2 separate regions of the Homo sapiens genome follow, and region 2 is linked to region 1. Evidence: chromatin loops called from intact Hi-C (ENCODE). Cell type or tissue: MCF 10A. All regions are shown on one strand. Each heading gives the region's core, and the rest is flanking DNA. Links, peaks and the distances in the headings are about the cores only.

Region 1 (6,708 bases), core at 1,709-6,708:
GAGGAGTGCGATTGGAAAGGGAAGAGGAAAGAGAAGATAAATTCCAATAAAACTGGCCTGGTGTGTGGTTCACACCTGTAGTCCCAGCACTTTGGCAGGCTGGGGTGGGCAGATGGCTTGAGCCCAGGAGTTTGAAACCAGCCTTGGTAACATAGTGAGACCTCGTTTCTACAAAAAATACAAAAATTAGCCGGCCTGTAATCCCAGCTACTTGGGACGCTGAGGCAGGAGAATCGCTGGAGCCTGGGAGGCGGAGGTTGCAGTGAGCCGAGATTGTGCCACTGCACTGCAGCCTGGGTGACAGAGCCAGACCCTGTCATAATGAAATAAAAATAAAAATAAGAAAAGATAGGACTACTTGAGATTATTATATTCTAAGGTAAGGAATTATTTTGTTGTTAAGTAGTCGATAAGGGAGAAATTTTAGATTTCTGAGAGAGGAAGTAGTATGTGACATACCCCAGTTTTAGAAAGCCAGCCCTGAAGGCATCATAGAGGATGAATTCAGAGGGAGACAGTATTTGTCCATCTTAAATGGAGACTGTGTTTACAGGCACCACCTGGTTTGTAGAACATTATCAATTTAAGTTTAACAATAGGATTTATTTATAATAATGAATTGCCAGAATAAAATGAAAGTGATATAGAATTGCCAGAATAAAATGAAAGTGATATAAAACTACATACAGAAAAAACTTAGACCATTTTGTCTGGCAGGATGCAGTGCACTGCCAAATAAACACTGGCAACCTTTTCCTGGAAGGAGTGAATTGAGGTCACATTCTGTTTACTTACTTTAGAACACCAAACATTTACTAATAATACACAATGATGCTTGATTTATGTGCCATTCACCATGCTATTTTGCTGAATCATGAGGATAAGTTTAAGAATTAATAGGGCCGGGTGCGGTGGCTCACGCCTGTAATCCCAGCACTTTGGGAGGCCAAGACGGGCGCATCACCTGAGGTTGGGAGTTTGAGACCAGCCTGACTAACATGGAGAAACCCCATCTCTAATAAAAATACAAAATTAGCTGGGCATGGTGGCACATGCCTGTAATCCAGCTACTCAAGAGGCTGAGGCAGGAGAATTGCTTGAACCTGGGAGGCGGAGGTTTCAGTGAGCCGAGATCGCGCCATTGCACTCCGACCTGGGCAACAAGAGCGAAACTCTGTCTCAAAAAAAATTAATAATATTTATGTCACTATTTTACATATGAAGTAGTTGGTGAAATTTGGTAGTTATCAAATGTGCTTATTGTCACACAGTCAGACACTGGCGACATGGAAATCTGAATCCAGGGAGTCTAATGACAAAATTCACTCATGTTGCATTTTATAAGCCAATGTTATACCTATGTCAACTCCAACAGCACAGTTTATTCTTATGTATCCATTACATCATTATCATCATCTCCGTCTTCAAGTATTTTCATCTTCATTGTCATAATAAACAATATCGGCACACGTTTAAAGGGCCTATGTTGTCTAAGGCAAGGTACTAAGAACTCCCCACAGCAGCCACTGTGTTTTATGGGGACAGAGTGATACAAATTTCCTCGTACTCTCATATTCCTGAATGACTTCTGTCAGACAGTTTCATTCTAGGCCACTTTCTATTAGGTAGGGCTACGTCAGAGGTGATTCTAGTTCAAGCATCGTTTAAGGAGAATGTTACATTCTCTTCAGCTTAGCTTCACTGTTGAAGTACTAGAAAAGAAGTGAAAGTAGCTACTTCTTAATTTTCTAGGTTTCGAAGTGATCAGAGAGGTAGGAAAGGAAGATCAGTGTGAAGGCAGTATAATAAATTGTAAAAAGAGAAAAGGTGGCGGAGATTAAGGAGAGTCAATACCTGCATACAAATCATGGCCCTACCCTACAAAGGATAATCAACCACTTGGTTAGCCAGGGATTGTCCAAGTTTTGCCACTGAAAGACCCACATCCTAGGAGACCTGTCAGTCTCAGGCAACCTGGGAAAGTTGGTCACCCTAGGACATCTGAAGCCAATGCAATTCCTGTCTGAAAGCATTTTATTCTCTATGTTTGGGAAGACATTATTTTTCACATTTACATTGTTTTCTAAGTTTTGGAAGAAATCTTTTTTTTTTTAAATTCAACTCTGAACATGCCACTCACCATTTTATAGAGTCTGTCACAGATTCTTATATATGTAGGTAGAATATGAACACTAAATGAGTAAATGAAACCCTTGTAAGGTTCTATTTTTGAGAGGCGTTTTAAGCAGCTTGGAGCATCCTGATACAATGAGAAGTTTTGCAAGCTAATTCTTAAACTATTTAGCTAAGTCTTTATGATAATTAAAGAAAGGACATATTCTAAAACAATTTCTCATACATGTCAAGCATTCCCATAACTTGGTAAAGTATGTTAACCTAAATTTAGTTGACTGTCTTTTAAACTCCAACTTTTGCATATTTGATATGAAAGGAAAAATTTTGAAAGGCTGGCAGGCAATATAAATACTTGCATCATCAGTATTTTGATACATTGATAGCATAAAATCCCCTGTTTTGAATTAAAGTACAATCCGCGGATGGATTGTGTGTGTGTGTGTGTGTGTGTGTGTGTGTGTGTGTGTGCGCGCTATGGCTAAAAAGGAATTAAATATGTTACCTGGCTCAAAAATATCCCTACTCAGGCCATGATTTTATGGTAAACTTAAGAATTAGACAGTCTGCCCACAAATACTCACTGTAGTTTTTTGCAGAGTATTGTCATGTTCAAATGGTGACCTGTATTAAATCACTGTAAAAAACTAAAAGTACAGTAGCTCTTGCCAGTTTGCTATCAAATGAGCTCTTTCATGCTTGCTTTAGTATTGGTTTATTTATACTTAAGATCAATGAAAAGCATGGTTCCTGACTCAAGGACAAGGGACCCCAAGGAAGAGCATCTTGAAGTGATTTGCTATTAGTTACATTAAAATGTATCCCAGAGGAACAGTTTTTAAAACCCTGAACTAATTACCAATTATGATGTTCAATCACTTGGTCTTTGTGTGTCAACCTTTTTCTGTGAAGACCAAAAGGTATCCCGAGATAATGTCTTCATGGAGTAGGAAACCTGAATAATGAGACACAGTGGAAATGCTGGTGGGAGATTTAAAGAATAAATGGATGGACATTGTTATAAAAGCAATTACATCTGCTTCGGAGATCTTCTCCCAATATAAACTTAGACAGTGTTAAAAGAAAAATCTTAGACAAGTTAAATTTAACAGAGTTCATTTGAGCAGAGAAAATAAAAAATATTTATGAACCAGATAACATTCAGGACCAAAAGCAGTGCAGAGAGCTTCATCCTACAAGGCGTTGCAGGCAATATTTATAGCTGGAGAAATGGAAATGACATGCGGAAATAACTTGATTGACTAGAGTTCTGTGTTTGCTTTATTTGGATGTTTTGGCAGGTTTCGGCCTACAGTTGGCTGAAGGTTAGGCTGCTATGATTCGCTGAGATTTTGCTACTTGTTATAATGTATGCTCTGAAGTTAGGTTGCAGGTTGTTTACACATTAAGTTAGGTTACAGTTTACCATGTACACAGGCAGATTTAGGACAAACAGTTCAATTTAATAAGAGGAAGAGTGGTAGGAAATGAATTCCAAGATGAAGGTTAAAGCAAAGTTTGTCATTTAGTCCTCTACTCTGTGCAGGCCTGGAGGATCTTACAAATAAAATATGAAATGCAATTTGGTTTTCATTTGTTTAATGTAACACGCAAACCCTTCAGCTAAATTTCTTTCTGAATTGTTTGAAAAACTGTTCTGTACATCCTTTTGCTGTTTATGCATACCCAAACACAAATGCAACTCATCTGTGTGATGTACGCATAATGAAATAACATTGTCTCTATCCCTCTTGCTGAATAGCCTCATAGTTTGAAATGTTCATTAGAATTCAAACACACATTTACATGTTTACCATGTATTTCTTTCTCCTATTTGTTTATCTTAAAGAAAAGTTACATGGGTAAATATCAGATCACTTTAACAGCTTTTTAAAGCTTCCAGACAGTGATCTAAATGCTTATTTCACATTTATTGTAAGCATAGTATTACTAAATATTAGTTAAGTATATCAAACTATCAATATGAGAGCAAGTAAGGGGCAGGAATTATATGTAGTTGTCATCACACGGCCAAATAGAAATTAATCATTTGCCTTTAAAGAGTGTTTGCTGTTGAGCCAGTTGACATAATTTATCTTGCTTTAGTAATATTCTTTACAGGTAAAATAACCTACTCATTTCCACAATGATAAAACATTGTTGTTTTATCGCTTTGAACAAGTACATTAAAATAATACAGAACAGTTGAAGATGTGATGACTGCACAATGAACCAGAATAACATTGAATTAAATGTATTCGTAAATGGGTGGAGAGGAGGTATTTGGTGGAAAAAAAAAAAGCTGAAATACTTGAGCCAATTAAGTCCCTTGACTCCAAACCCATCCCTACGCACTCAGATCTTGGATGCTGGATTGGGTGAACCCTACAACCACATCGCTGTTAGCGTGTTGGCACCTCATGAACTCTGCCAGTAGGGGGCAATAGAGGTAAACTGTAAGACTAGAGGAGAAAAAACAGGTCCCTTCCCTGTTTGCTTCTCCTGGTCTTTTTGGTGAAGTTCTAGAACTTCTAGTATTTTGACTTTTGATTTTAAATACCCCAGGATGATTGGAATTTGCCTTATTCTTATTTTCAGTCTGTCAAATTAAGTCATGTATCATTAGAAGCAATACTGTTGTATGCGCCAGAGAACTGGTTTTATGATCTATTTGTAGTAGAAGGGCTGCCTTGTCATTATCAAAGGTTACTCTTCAGAAAAGTTGCTTGCCTTATTAGCTATGTATTCTAATAGCATAACGACTATACCAACTTTGTTTTGTTTAATTTTTCATGGTATATATTTTTCCATCTTCATTTTGGGTGTTTTCTTCGTGTTCATTTGAGAATGTGTTAAGTGTAATACAGTTTTGTTTTTTAACAAAATCAGTCAGTCTTTATGCTTTAATTTCAGCACTTTAGTTGCCTTTAATTTAATTTCAGACACATTTGTGTTTGCTTTATGAATATATTATTGTTATTTGGCTCATCTATGTTCTTTCTCCCTGTTTTATCTTACTTTATCTTATTTTATTCCACATTTCCATCTATGAGGTGAGTAGTCATGCATTTCTACACCGATTTGAGTGTTTATGCATTTTTGACTTATTATGGTCAAGTAGAAATTACTTATTTTACCACTTTCTAGAGACACTGTGCTTTTAGAACACTAACTACTTTAGTCCCTTCTTTGTATTGTTTTTATAATGGATTATAATTAAACGCATATCTCAAACCCCACCACCCATAACTTTTATTGTTTAATCAGTCTGTATTCCTTTGCATGTGCTCTTATATTGCTTTTTTCATTGTTCTTCCACTCTCCTGCCCATTTTTCCCATTTGGGCCATTTTCTTCTGCCTGCATAACTCTTCTTTTAATGCAAACCTACAGGTTTGCTGACAAGAAATTCTCTCATTCTTTTATGTATTAAAATTTTTTGTTGGTATTAGTTTTGGAAATTATGTTTTCTGGGTATATGATTTTACGTTGACTATTGTTTTATTTAGCACATTAAAGATATACCTAAATTGTCTTATAGCATTCACAGTTTATGTTGAAAAGTCAACTGTCAGTAGTATTGTTGCTTATTTGAACAAAATGTCTTCTTTTCCTCTTATTGCGGCATTTAAGCTTATCTTTAGTTTTAGCAATTTTAGTGTGATGTCTCTAGGATATGATTGAACTTTTATCTTGCTTGAAGCTTGCCAATAATATTTATCTGTGGGTATCATTATTTATGCTGCTTCTGCCCCCCTTTTTAAATCTGTGTTCCTCCCAGGGTGAAAATAACATGCATGCTAGAACTTTTCACTATGGTTTTTATCTTACGTGTTGTACCTTCCAATTATGTTTCTTCTCTTTAAATATTTTTTATTAACTCATATTCAAGCAAGTAATCAGATCGTCTACTGGATCTAACATTCCGTCAATCCCAAACTATTAGCTGTTAACTTCAGGTAGAGTATTTCATGCTTTTATAATTCTATTGAATATTAATTTTAGACATATGTATTTACTTCTAATATTTCTAGTTTTTCTATCTGCATCTTTTCATCTCTCATCTCTATTTTCATCTCATATTCTCTTCAACATATTAATAATAGCCATATTATTTTATTTGTTTATTGTTGATTCATCAAACTTTTATTAAATAAAATTTACTGTATTGTAAAAAGGGAATTTGGGGTAGTTTCTTCAATGGCACAGTTATACAAGGTAGCTGCAGACTGATCTCTAGATCTTTTTTTTCCATTTTTCGAATTTTCTTTGCCTATTTCCCAATCTCTTATCCCCTGAACACACACAGACACACACACACACATCCCTACACACTTTGTGTCCCTTTATGGGGACACACTTACAATAGTCACTTACTATGCAAGTTTACAAGTTTATGGCTAGGGAGGACACTGAAGAACAAATGCTTTTATATACCTTTAGTGGGCTTTTTTCCACATTTTTCAAGAACACAAGACATTGCTATTAACTATGGTCACCGTGTTCTACAATATATTTCTTTAATTCATTCCTTCTATCCAACTGGAATTTTTCATCCTTTGACAAGTATCTCCCC
Region 2 (7,136 bases), core at 1,778-6,777, 720 kb after region 1:
GAGGCTGAGACAGGAAAATCACTTGAACCCTGGAGGTGGAGGCTGCAGTGAGCCAAGATCATGCCACTGCACTCCAGCCTGGGCAAGACAGAGTGAGACTCTTGTCTCAAAAAAAAAAAAAAAAAAAGTTGAAGTTAAAAAAATTAATTAACCTTTCTAGGAAAAACAACAGAAAACATTAAATCTAGTCCTTTTACATCAGAATTTCCAGATCTGTGTGTTTGTGTTTATTTATTTATAGATAGATGAAATGATTGATATATAGATGTGAATTGATAATATAAAAAATGATAATATTTTTGAGGTGCAACTTAACAAAATCAAAACTTTAAAAATATTCACACAAATGAATTAAATAATATTGACTGAGGAAAAGTCGATGAAGAAAACTTCCAAAATCTATACTCAAATTAGACATAAGGATTTAATCAGCACATTATTTTTTAGTCCCCTGAATTAAAACTGTATGTATGTTATAAAAATGGAGCATTAATTAAATAATATTGAGCATATCCATAAAGTATAGTACTTTGTGGATAGTGCATGCTACGTTTGGGAGAATATTTCACATCGGGGCACTTTTTATGTTGTATTTTGTGAACAATGCAAATTGTGGAATTACATGTTAACCCACAGACACTCATCACACACACATATATGTTGTTGTGTAAATGCCATATCTATTTATAGTGTTTAAGTTTCTGCATGTGTCTCTCTGTTGGTTCTCTACCTCTTGTTTAGTTACATAAAGCTCTTGTAGTTTACTGGTACATACACACACATACCCACGAACATACACACAAACAAACACATACAGTATAAATGCAATTTTGTAAGGATAATCATCTCTATGATGTGTTTTCGATAACCCTATCTGGTATTATGTTTTTCCCGATGGGTATGCGTTACCTTTATGCTCAAATAAAATAATAATTATTAAACTACCAACAAACATAACAGATGTTATGTTATTAAAATATAATAGAAATAAAGCTACTTTTTATCTTTTTAATGGCTTTCCACATTTGTTCCCACATTTCTCTGTGAGGAAGAGCTGCTGGCAGAACTTTCTGATGAAACACTCAGGAAATCAGTTTTACACTTTGAAGCACAGGAGTTGAAACATGTTCTCAAAGCCCATGTCACTTAAATGTTCACTGTTTTCCACCCCATCAATACACTTCTCATTAGCTGTAATAAGTCCGTCTCATTAAAGTCTCCTGAGATCCAAAAGGAAGAAACTTGCTCTTTCCCAGAGCACTTCATTCCATGTCCCTCAAAGAAAACTATTTAAACTCATGCCTCTTTTCAATCTGGGCGCTCCCTTGTCGCTCCAGGGATCTCAAAAGCAGAACACCCAGAATAATTCGGCACTCTTTACTGGTCTGCTGCTTTCTTCCTGCATTTTTAGTTTTTCAGACCTGTTTAGTTGCTAAATATTTCCCTGTAAAGATAAGAAATAGACATTATTACATGTTTCTAGAAGGCTGGAGAATTTATGCAATTTGTCCTGGCAATGCAAATTGTTTCAAGGATTTCTAAGGTGGCATTTATTTGTTTGGCTTAATAATACTTCCTTCTGCAGAGTTATATTACAAAAATAGCTCCTAATAAACTTGTTGCATGTCTCTCTTTGTCCTAACTCCATCATCAGTTGCTAAGGATACCTTCAGTCATGCCAAGTTCATAAATCCAAATTAGAAATCTATGCATACTGGATCTTCAGGGTAACATGCTGACAGCACTTTGGCATCCAGATGGCCTAGATGTTGAAGGATTTCCTGTTGTGGGTACCAATGACTATGAATTGCTTTGTGTGTTTTCTTCTTGGTATAAGTTAGATGAGAATTTAAGTCTACTAAATCTAATCATTTTTCCTTCTAGCAAAATATCACCTTCAACCTTCTAAAAAGTCTTAGTTCTTCATCGCTTGTTTAGTTACATAAAGTTGTTGTAGTTTGCCAGTAAGTTTTTGATTTACTAAATTATACATAACCTTCTCTATCTACTACTCTGAATGGCTATCCTGACAGATTCAGCTCTCTGTAAGTGACAGATAATCATCTTTTGTTGGAATACAGTTTGGAATAAAATTAGATATTTGGATAATTTTTATGAAAATTATGTATATTGTATTCCTTGATGTCTACTTAGTGATGTGTGTCACATGCTGTTTTGAGTGGGTGGCATTCAGATTGCATGGATGAGAGGAGATATGAGAAATGTGAGAACATATAGAACACATGAATACATTACTTTATGAAGCTCTTTGAAAATTAAATAATTGGATTTAATAGTTAAGGTTTTGTCTAAATGATGCAACATCCCTCAGTAAAATTAGGCAATTAAAATGGATCATCTAGGAGCTTCTGCTGTACTTAGACTCACTTTGTTTGTTCCACTCTTCCTATTCCCTTAATGAAAATCCAGGTCTTTTGGAATTATGCAGGAATTTCACAGGTAAGAAGTCAAATGCTGATGAGCACCTAGACTGACTCCTCCTCATAGTAGCACTTTAAATATTTGGTGCATATGCAAATGACCGGGTTGCCAGAACATTTCATTGTGGTCTGACTGAATTTACGTTCTTTATATGACATAAACAAGATTTACGTAAACTGGATCTAAGAAAGTTGAGGCAGAGTTGTCTGCAACTCCTGGGCTGGAAATCTCAGGCACAAGTATAATGAGGAATGACTGTCCCATTCCCTCCATGCCAAATGCAAGTGCATTGAGAAAAAGAGTGCCTGTCTGATTATCTGTGGGAATTACATGGAGTGAGTGTTGTAAATCTCAGGTAGAAGGATGCCATTGAGTGTAACAGTGCAAAGAATCTTTTCTTAAATGTTTGCTGCTTTTCTTAAAAAAATAATTTAAGCAAACTTTAGTCTTATGAATTAGATAGGATAAGGACAATACTGTTCGAAAGGCACAAAAGATCTAAAGGAAAAACCTGTACTTACTCCTAGTTTCTAAAGTACAGACTATGAACCAGGCTTCCTGAATCTCTGAACAGTGCATTGTCTTTATCTCCTTCCCCTCGTTTTACAGATAAGAACACTGATGATTGGAGAGTTGAAGATGCTTGCATTAAAGACACAGAGCTGACGTAAGGCAGACTCCTACAGGCATTCTAATTTCCAACATAGACTCGTTGCCTGACTGTCAAACGTGCAAGCATTTTAAAAATCCTTTTTTCCACAATGATTTCAAAGAATGTGCAGACACCTGGATTTCTCAGATCCACTTTGCCAGTGATTCACAGGCATTTTTTTAGTGTCCATCACACCAAGCATAAAATAAACTCTCATCAGAAATAACAGGTCTCTCTAGTAGAGGGGTTTATTCTAGTGTGTAGTCTCTTTATGGGTCTTGTAGGAGGTGTGTGTGGGTTGAAGAATGTGGTTCTAAGTTACTCTAAAATTGTCAGAGTACATTAGTGCTTTATTATCTAATAATTGTATGATTATTATTTCAATATGAGTTCATTCTTAATGATTCCAACTTTTTGAAATACTAAACAGAATTTAGGAACACGGAGAAAAACTAGGAACATATATTTTTGTATTTAGTCTCAAAATTGCACAGCACTGTATTGACCTGTCTTGAGAACTTCTCATGTGAAAAGGTAACTGTAAGTTTGAATGTGTATGTAATGACTCAATGTGTCTGCGATAACAACAGAAAAGTAATATTGCCAGTGTATTCTGTACAGGAAAAACCACACCTACAGTAATCTGTTGAAATTGAGGTATTATATTCTAAAATAGACATTGCAAAAGCTATCCCCAGTAAATACCTGGAAGTTGAGCACTTTGGAAAAAAATTCATACATGAATGCATAAAATAACTGGAGAAGTGTGACCGGTATAGAGAAGGAGGACAGAAAACCTTGTAGTCATATTCACATTATGAAATGTTGAATGTTGCAAAGAGAGAAAACTGGTTCCAAGCAGATTCAGAAGGCAAGGAAGAATCCTGCATGAAGCAGCTTTAATTTAAGCTAATGCAGAGCTTCCTAACAAGGCTGCTGCATTGAAGGAGCATGGAGCTTGCTCTTTTCTTTGGCAGAAACTTCACCAGTGGTCATAGGGAAGCAAGCAAAGGCTGCAACTTACAAGTTAGGAATTATCTTGTCACTTGATTTAAAGGATGGGCTTGGAGATCATCACAGTCCTGGGCAAGCATTGTGTCCTACCTTCAAACTGTAGTGATGTGGGAGGAAAATATTTGCGGCCATCCCTACTCAACCAACATGCACGCCTTATAAAATAGTACAGAATATTTACAAATGTCAGGATAACATAAATGCATTGATTTATCTCTTGGTGTACGGTATTATGCAATAAAAAATAGTTTAGGTAGGCCTAAAAGACAATTTTATCCAATAAAATTATGTCTATTTTATCCACTAACTTTTTAAAAATAATTTTCTCAAAATTTGCAGGCCAAGCATACTTCTGCTCTTCAAAGGCATTTAGATGTTCTGCAAGCTTAATTGAAATGCACAGTTTTTTCTGAGAATTTCTACTAAGTAACAATCCTTTCAAGTCAAAGGATACTTGGGGGAAAAGATAGACTTTAACTGCTGATGTAACTTCACTGGGAGCACCTGGGTTTACAGACCTTTTCTGAAGATCAGGAGGTATTTGCAATTTAAATTCATAGATTTTAGTTGAATATGTAGATTGCTTAAATGAGAGATTGAGAATTTGCACCCATTTACCAATAGTTTTGAAATAATTTGCAGATATCTTACATTTTACTTGGTATTGTATAAAATATTTGCACCTGTAACTATAAATTTCTTATTTGATTCTTAAAGTAACCCTGAATGTTTATTATATCAATTAATATAAGCAGATACTGAGGCTCAGGGTGTTTAGGAAGATAATCCAAGGTCACAGAATTAATTAATGTCGTGACCAGAGGAAGAACTCAATTCATTTAATTCTAAATTTTGTTTTACTGTATGTTGCCTTCATCATTTCAGAAACAAATGCCTATATAAAGTCACAGAATCATTCCAAACATTTTCTGATTATTTTTATGTGTACTAAACCATAGCAAAGCTGTATGATCTATGCCCAGGAGATATTCAACAAGTATAGTTACTTATTGTGCTCACTCTAGTGAGAGAGCAGATAATAAATTTAACAAAACATTTTACTTAAAATCATAATTTACTTTGAGGAGGGCTTGTTCTCTGATAAATTAGATCTTTTGTATGCAGATAGGAAAAGTAAGGCCACTTGGCTGCAAAATGGAGTAGACTTTAGAATTTCCCTTTGCATTGCTAGGTTTGCAGGGCTAGCTGGCCATAGAAAAAGCTAGAACCACAGAAGAGTTACATATATACATATATAAATCTATGGGAGGAAATTATGAATGTATATACTTATATATATATATATAATGGATAAAAGATCATCCTTTATATTCTTGAAGTTTGTTGTGGATTTTACTGTAACCTGAAATTGTATAAAACAGTCCCTCAGTTTTTCTTAATTGCCAGAGCTACGGAAAAATTCCAATTTCCAAAAATCATCGGTGAGTTATACCTCAATATGTATGTCCCTGTGCTATTACATATACGTGTGTGTGTGTGTGTATAAAATGGGAGTAAGGGTGAACAGACAGCAGAGACCACTGTTTGACTTTGTGAAGCAGCACATGATTTTCCCTCTGTTTCTGGTGTCTTATCGCATGATAAAAGTCAAACCGAAAATGTAGGAAGTGTGGAAGTAGCTGAAATACTGCTAATATTTAGGCTGCGACATAAACTGGAGAGGAGTTTCCCTTTAGAAATATATTTTTATAGGTTCCATTAATGAAACCTAAAAAAAGTAAAATGAGGGAGGTTGTAAGTAATGATGACATTGTACATAGTATCATAAAAATGTATAAAACCTGACACCAAATATTCTGAATTAGCAAAATATACATTATATATATATATAAAATATACATATGATGTATCTATGTGTACATTTTTATATATGTGTGTATATCTGTACACATAGTTTATATCCATAAAACAGCAATCCTGATTATAATAATTTATGTGATCTACTCTCAAGTATGACTAATTTTCATTAGTCACATTAGTTATTACATTGTTAACAATTTAGCAGGTTCACATGCTTGGTACATTTTATTTGCTAATTACAGTAAATGTCTAGCTGCTATTCCCATATAAAGCTTCCTATATACACAATGCCATGTGTATGAATATATAATGAATTGAGACTATCTAGTCCAAACACTCCTGGCACTAACAGACCCCGTGACCACCAACACGTTACCCTCAATGCTGTCATTGGTGAGAGGGGCTTTTATAGCTCCTCACTTCTTAGTTTTATTGTGAAGATCAGGGAGTCAATAGTTACAAAGTACTTCTTAGCATGACACTTTGCAAAATAAACTCCACGATGTCATCATCATTATTCTCAATAGCAACTTCTTTTTCTGGGCAATTGACTCAAATGCTAATATTTTTAGAATATTTAGAGGAGCACTAGACTAGTTTGATCAATTTTACTCCCAAATATGTTGGTAAAATGTCTTTCTTGGGACACTTTTAGCCTTAAACAATGTGAAAAATCATCCTTTACTTCCATGAAGTTTGTTGTGGATATTTGTTTCTTTATTGTAACCTGAAATTGTATAAAACACACTCAGTTTTTCTTAATTATGAAGAACTATGAAAAATTCTAATTTCCAAAAATAATCAGTGAATTATAGCTCAATGTTTACGTCCCTGTGGTATTTCCTCTGAATATTAATTGCTAATACTGATTTCTAATGGTCATGCTAATCATAATCCTAATGCTAATTCCTCATCATCTTAAAATTGAAAATAAATAAAATTCTACAACACTGAATGCCTCTTGTATTGAGAATAATTTTTATGTCTAAATTTGCAAGAGTAGTTTCCGTTGAGTTTCTGTTGCCCTTTTTATTTCATCCCTTATAATTTGTCTGGGACATGGATAAACTAACACCAAGTATACTCTCATGATGTAGACAGTGACTTGTGACCCAAATGGTAGATAACCCGTACTTGTAGCTAAATGGAAGACATGAGCTACTCACAGCCAGCACCAAAGATGTTTTGAAAGTAGTGGTGATGCCAA

The links. Peaks named below come from ENCODE experiments on the same cell type or tissue, not always from the same donor. Only the 100,000 strongest peaks of a DNase experiment are listed, where the experiment ranks them.
Region 2: it touches region 1 in a loop (5-fold over the local background); 1 of 110 quality-filtered maps calls a loop at or near these places.

The regions. Positions count from the first base shown.
Region 1 is chr1:247,676,923-247,683,630 of GRCh38, forward strand. OR13G1 (olfactory receptor family 13 subfamily G member 1) reads right to left here and starts at 2,817. Exons shown (of 2, transcript NM_001005487.2): 1 at 2,718-2,817. In MCF 10A, for the core only: a CTCF peak has its summit at 4,574 (motif pointing right); a DNase peak (open chromatin) is centred at 4,569.
Region 2 is chr1:248,398,601-248,405,736 of GRCh38, forward strand. OR2T1 (olfactory receptor family 2 subfamily T member 1) reads left to right here and starts at 4,448. Exons shown (of 2, transcript NM_030904.2): 1 at 4,448-4,645. RefSeq lists a silencer at 1,654-1,854. In MCF 10A, for the core only: no CTCF peak of the experiment used is centred there; no DNase peak of the experiment used is centred there.